Regions from separate parts of the Homo sapiens genome. Here region 1 is linked to region 2. A link is an interaction called in ENCODE POLR2A ChIA-PET data of the cell type or tissue named here. Cell type or tissue: CD4-positive, alpha-beta T cell. All regions are shown on one strand.

Region 1 (2,500 bases), 410 kb before region 2:
GCCAACCCTGTGCTCCCTGAAACACGTGCTGTGTCAACTCAGGGTTAAATGGATTAAGGGCTGTGCAGGATGTGCTTTGTTAAACAGATGCTTGAAGGCAGCATCCTCCCTAAGAATCATCACCACTCCCTAATCTCAAGTACCCAGGGACACAAACACTGCGGAAGGCCGCAGGGACCTCTGCCTAGGAAAGCCAGGTATTGTCCAAGGTTTCTCCCCATGTGATAGTCTGAAATACAGCCTCGTGGGAAGGGAAAGACCTGACCGTCCCCCAGCCCGACACCCGTAAAGGGTCTGTGCTGAGGAGGATTAGTAAAAGAGGAAGGAACGCCTCTTTGCAGTTGAGACAAGAGGAAGGCATCTGTCTCCTGCCCGTCCCTGGGCAATGGAATGTCTCGTGTAAAACCTGATTGTATATTCCATCTACTAAGATAGGGGAAAACCGCCTTAGGGCTGGAGGTGGGACATGCGGGCAGCAATACTGTTCTTTAAGGCATTGAGATGTTTTTATGTACACATATCTAAAGCACAGCACTTAATTCTTTACCTTGTCTACGATGCAGAGACCTTCGTTCAAGTGTTTATCTGCCGACCTTCTCTCCACTATTATCCTATGACGCTGCCACATCCCCCTCTCCGAGAAACACCCAAGAATGATCAATAAATACTAAGGGAACCCAGAGGCCGGTGGAGCCTCCGTATGCTGAACGCCAGTTCCCTGGGCCCCCTTTATTCTTTGTCTGTACTTTGTCTCTGTGTCTCTTTCTTTTCCAAGTCTCTCATTCCACCTAACGAGAAACACCCAGAGGTGTGGAGGGGCAACCTACCCCTTCATGGAGGTGGTTACACAAATCTATACATATCAATTTTACTGTTTTTTTTTTTTTTTTGAGACAGGATGTCTCTGTTGCCCAGGCTGGCGTGCAGTGGCACAATCTCAGCTCACTGCAACCTCCACCTCCCAGGCTCAAGTGATCCTCCCACCTTTCATGCATGTCTGTGTGAAGAGACTACTAAACAGGCTTTGTGTGAGAATAAAAGCTTTTAATCACCTGGGTGCAGGTGGGCTGAGTCCGAAAAGAGAGTCAGCCTTCTTGTCTCCAATGATTTGAGATGCAACCTTTATCATATACTAAATATCTATATGCATTTGGGTCTGCTCTGGATTCTCTATTCTGTTCCTTCATTCTGTGGTATTCATGTGCTAATACCACACTGTTTTCATTAGAGGTTTTCTGTTTTAATATCTAGTCAGGTCGGCCAGGCGCGGTGGCTCATGCCTGTAATCCCAGCACTTTGGGAGGCTGAGGCATGTGGATCACGAGGTCAGGACCTCAAGACCAGTCTGGCCAACATGGTGAAACCCCGTGTCTACTAAAAATACAAAAATTAGCTGGGCATGGTGGCACGCATCTGTAATCCCAGCTGCTCGGGATTACAAAAAACAAGAACAGCTAAGAAAGTTCTGAAAAACTCAGGAGGCTGAGGCAAGAGAATCACTTGAACCCAGGAGGCAGAGGTTGCAGTGAGCTGAGATTGTGCCACTGCACTCCAGGCTAGCGATATATATATATATATATATATATATATATATATATATATATTTATATATATGTAGTCAGGTCAGTGGTGCCTCCCTACTCTGGGAGATAGGGTGGGGGCAAAGGGAGATAGGGGTGGGGCCATTTTATAAGATTTGGGTAGGTAAAGGAAAATTACAGTCAAAGGGGTTTTGTTCTCTGGCAGGCAGGAGTGGGGGTCGCAAGGTGCTCAGTGGGGGAGCTTTTTGAGCCAGGATGAGCCAGGAAAAGGACTTTCACAAGGTAATGTCATCACTTAAGGCAAGGACCAGCCATTTTCACTTCTTTTGTGGTGGAATGCCATCAGTTAAGGCGGGGCAGGACATTTTCACTTCTTTTGTGATTCTTCAGTTATTTCAGGCCATCTGGGCTTATACGTGCAAGTCACAGAGGATGCGATGGCTTAGCTTAGGCTCAGAGGCCTGACACCACCTCAGCCTTCCGAGTAGCTGGAACTACAGGTGCACACCACCATGCCTAGCTGATTTTTTGTAGAGATGGGGTTTCACCATGTTGCCTAGGCTGGTCTTGAACTCCTGGACTCAAGTAATTCTCCTGCCTCAGCCTCCCAAAGTTCTGGGATTACAGGCGTGAGCCACCACACCCGGCCTATTTTGCTTTTTTTTTTTTTTTTTTTTTTAAAGATAAACGTGAATAGTGTCTGCTTTTCTATTATTCACAAAGGTAAACATGAACATATATAGATGGAAGGGCAATGGTTTTGGATAGGAGACTCACATAATAAAAATATCTCTCAAAAAGTTAGTTTAAAAATGTAATGCAATCCCTCCAAAAATATCATCAGGTTTTTATCTAGAATTAGAGAAGTTATTGTAAAACTTATTTGGGAGAATGAGAAAAACAAGAACAGCTAAGAAAATTCTGAAAAAGACCAGAGTAGGGAGGCACCACTGACCTGA
Region 2 (2,500 bases):
ATCTTTGACAAAGTTGCCAAGAACACACAATAGGGAAAGGACAATCTCTTTAGTAAATGGTGCTGGGAAAATGGAAAGTCCACACGTAGAAGAATGAAATTGGACCCTGATCTCATACCACATCCAAAAATCAATTCACAATGGATTAAACAATTAAATATAAGACCTAAGCCTGTAAAACTACTAGAAGAAAACTTAGGATAAAAGCTATTGACATTGATCTGAACTATTTTTTTTTTTTTTGATATAACCCCAAAAGCACAGGCAGCAAAAGCAAAAATAGACAAGTGAGATTACATCAAACTAAAAAGCTTTTGCCCATCAAATGAATCAATCAATAGTGTGAAAAGACAACCTATGGAATGGGAGAAAAGATTTGCAAACCATACATTTGATAATAGGTTAATATCCAAAGTTTATAAGGAACTCAAACAACTCAATAGCAAGGAAACAAACAATCTGATTATTCGTGTTCAGTCTGAACAACAATGCAAGACTCTGCCTCTAAAAGAATTTAATTTTTTTTCTTTTTGAGGCAAAATCTCACTCTGTCGCCCAGGCTGGAGTGCAATGGTACAAACTTGGCTCACCTCAACCTCCGCCTCCCAGGTTCAAGCGATTCTCCTGTCTCAGCCTCCTGAGTAGCTGGGATTACAGATATGTGCCACCACACCCGGCTAATTTTTGTACTTTTAGTAAAAACGGGGTTTCACCATGTTGGCCAGGCTGGTCTTGAACTCCTGACCTCCGGTGATCTGCCTGCCTCAACCTCCCAAAGTGCTGGGATTATAGGCATGAGCCACCACACCCAGCCAAGAATTAAAATTTAAAAATGGGCCAGGCACAGTGGCTTACACCTATAATCACAGCACTTTGGGAGGCCAAGGCAGGTGGATTGCTTGAGCTCAGGAGTTCAAGACCAGCCTGGGCAACATGGCAAAACTTCATCTCTATTAAAAATACAAAAAAATAGCCGAGCATGGTGGCACATGCCTGTAGTCCCAGTTACTCAGGAGGCTGAGGTGGGAGGATCACTTGAGCCTGAAGAGCGGAGGCTGCAGCGAGGCTGAGATTGTGCCACTACACTCCAGCCTGGGTGACAGAGGGAGAACCTGTCTCAAAAAAAAAAAAAAAAGTACATAATAAAAAATTTTAAAGTCTATGCTGGCAGTCCTGCCTATACAATTCCCTTTCAAACTTTGTAAGCTTGCTATTTATCTGCTTATACTTCACTCCATCCTCCAGAAACCACATCACTATTGTTTTCAAGAAATACCCTCTCTCTCTAGACCAACTTCTTCCTGTTTTAAGATCTGGTTTCTGAGGGAGCATGCCCTTAAAGCTTCCTAGAAACCCTTTTGTCTGACTGGTCGGCTTTTCACCAAGCACTACCTTTGTATTTTCAACAGTCATAACAAAGGGTCAGAAGGCCACACCTTTAATTTGATCCATATTCACAGGCTTTTTTTCACCTTGATAATCTTTTGTGGCTAGGCACGATGGCTCATGCCTATAATCCCAGCACTTTGGGAGGCCAAGGCGGGAGGATGGCTTGAGCCCAGGAGTTCAATATAAGCCTGGGCAATACGGCAAGACCCCATCTCTACAAAACATGTTTTAAAAATTAGCTGTGCATGGTGGCACATGCCTGTGGTCCCAGCTACTTGGGAGGCTGAGGCGGGAGGATCACTTAAGCCCAGGGAGTTCAAGGCTTCAGTGAGTCATGATTGCCCCACTGCATACCAGCCTGGGCAACAGAGCGAGTGAGACTCTGTCTAAAAAAAAAAAAAAAATTGTGGGTGGAGAGACTGGAAGTGAGAAAAAGTTTTCTTTTCCATCCTAGCAAGTCATAGTCCCCCTGTATTTCCCCTGAATTCTTCTAGAAAATCAGTCAACCCCTATAGTTCACCCCACTCTTGGTATGCATTATCATACTCAGCCACATGAGCAGCCAGCATTATGTCTGGAGGTTCCCTTATCCAAATACAACAGTTCATCAGAAATACTTTCCATCTTCTAAGTAACCTCGGGCGATAGTTTAGCAATCGTTTCACTACATCATAACATAGGTCACCAGTTTTTCTGCCTCCAATAACAATTTTCTCACTATTCTGCAGCTTTGCTAACAGTTTCCTTTGTGATTTTCTACCTTTCATCCACTATGCAGTGCCAAGGCCACTGGCACATACTTGAGGATTTTGTTAGGGCAGTGCCCAGCTCCTGGTACCAATTTCTGCAACCGTTAGCTAACAGTTATCTATTGCCACAATGATACTGCATAGCAAATCATATCAAACACTGTGGCATAAAACAAGAAGCACTTATTGAGCCTATGCATCTAAGAGTCAGTTGGTAGGTCAGCTGGGGACTGACTGATTTTTTTTTTTTTTTTGAGGCAGAGTCTTACTTTGTTGCCCAGGCCAGAGTGCAGTGGTGCAATCTTGGCTCACTGCCTTTGCCTCCTGGGTTCAAGCGATTCTCCTGCCTCAACCTCCTGGGA

The links. ChIA-PET counts read pairs that join two places held together with the same protein. Peaks named below come from ENCODE experiments on the same cell type or tissue, not always from the same donor. Only the 100,000 strongest peaks of a DNase experiment are listed, where the experiment ranks them.
Region 1: POLR2A ChIA-PET joins it to region 2 with 6 read pairs; 2 of 35 experiments call an interaction of 5 or more read pairs at or near these places.

What each region holds. Positions count from the first base shown.
Region 1 is chr19:39,957,565-39,960,064 of GRCh38, reverse strand. It overlaps LOC124904722 (a long non-coding RNA gene), which reads left to right and starts at 43. Exons shown (of 2, transcript XR_007067261.1): 1 at 43-197; 2 at 564-745. RefSeq lists an enhancer at 1-533. In CD4-positive, alpha-beta T cell, no CTCF peak of the experiment used is centred here; no DNase peak of the experiment used is centred here; H3K4me3 peaks cover 423 bases; H3K27ac peaks cover 340 bases.
Region 2 is chr19:39,543,906-39,546,405 of GRCh38, reverse strand. No RefSeq gene overlaps it. Among named protein-coding and RNA genes, the nearest start is that of EID2, 5.0 kb to the right of the region's middle. In CD4-positive, alpha-beta T cell, no CTCF peak of the experiment used is centred here; a DNase peak (open chromatin) is centred at 1,295.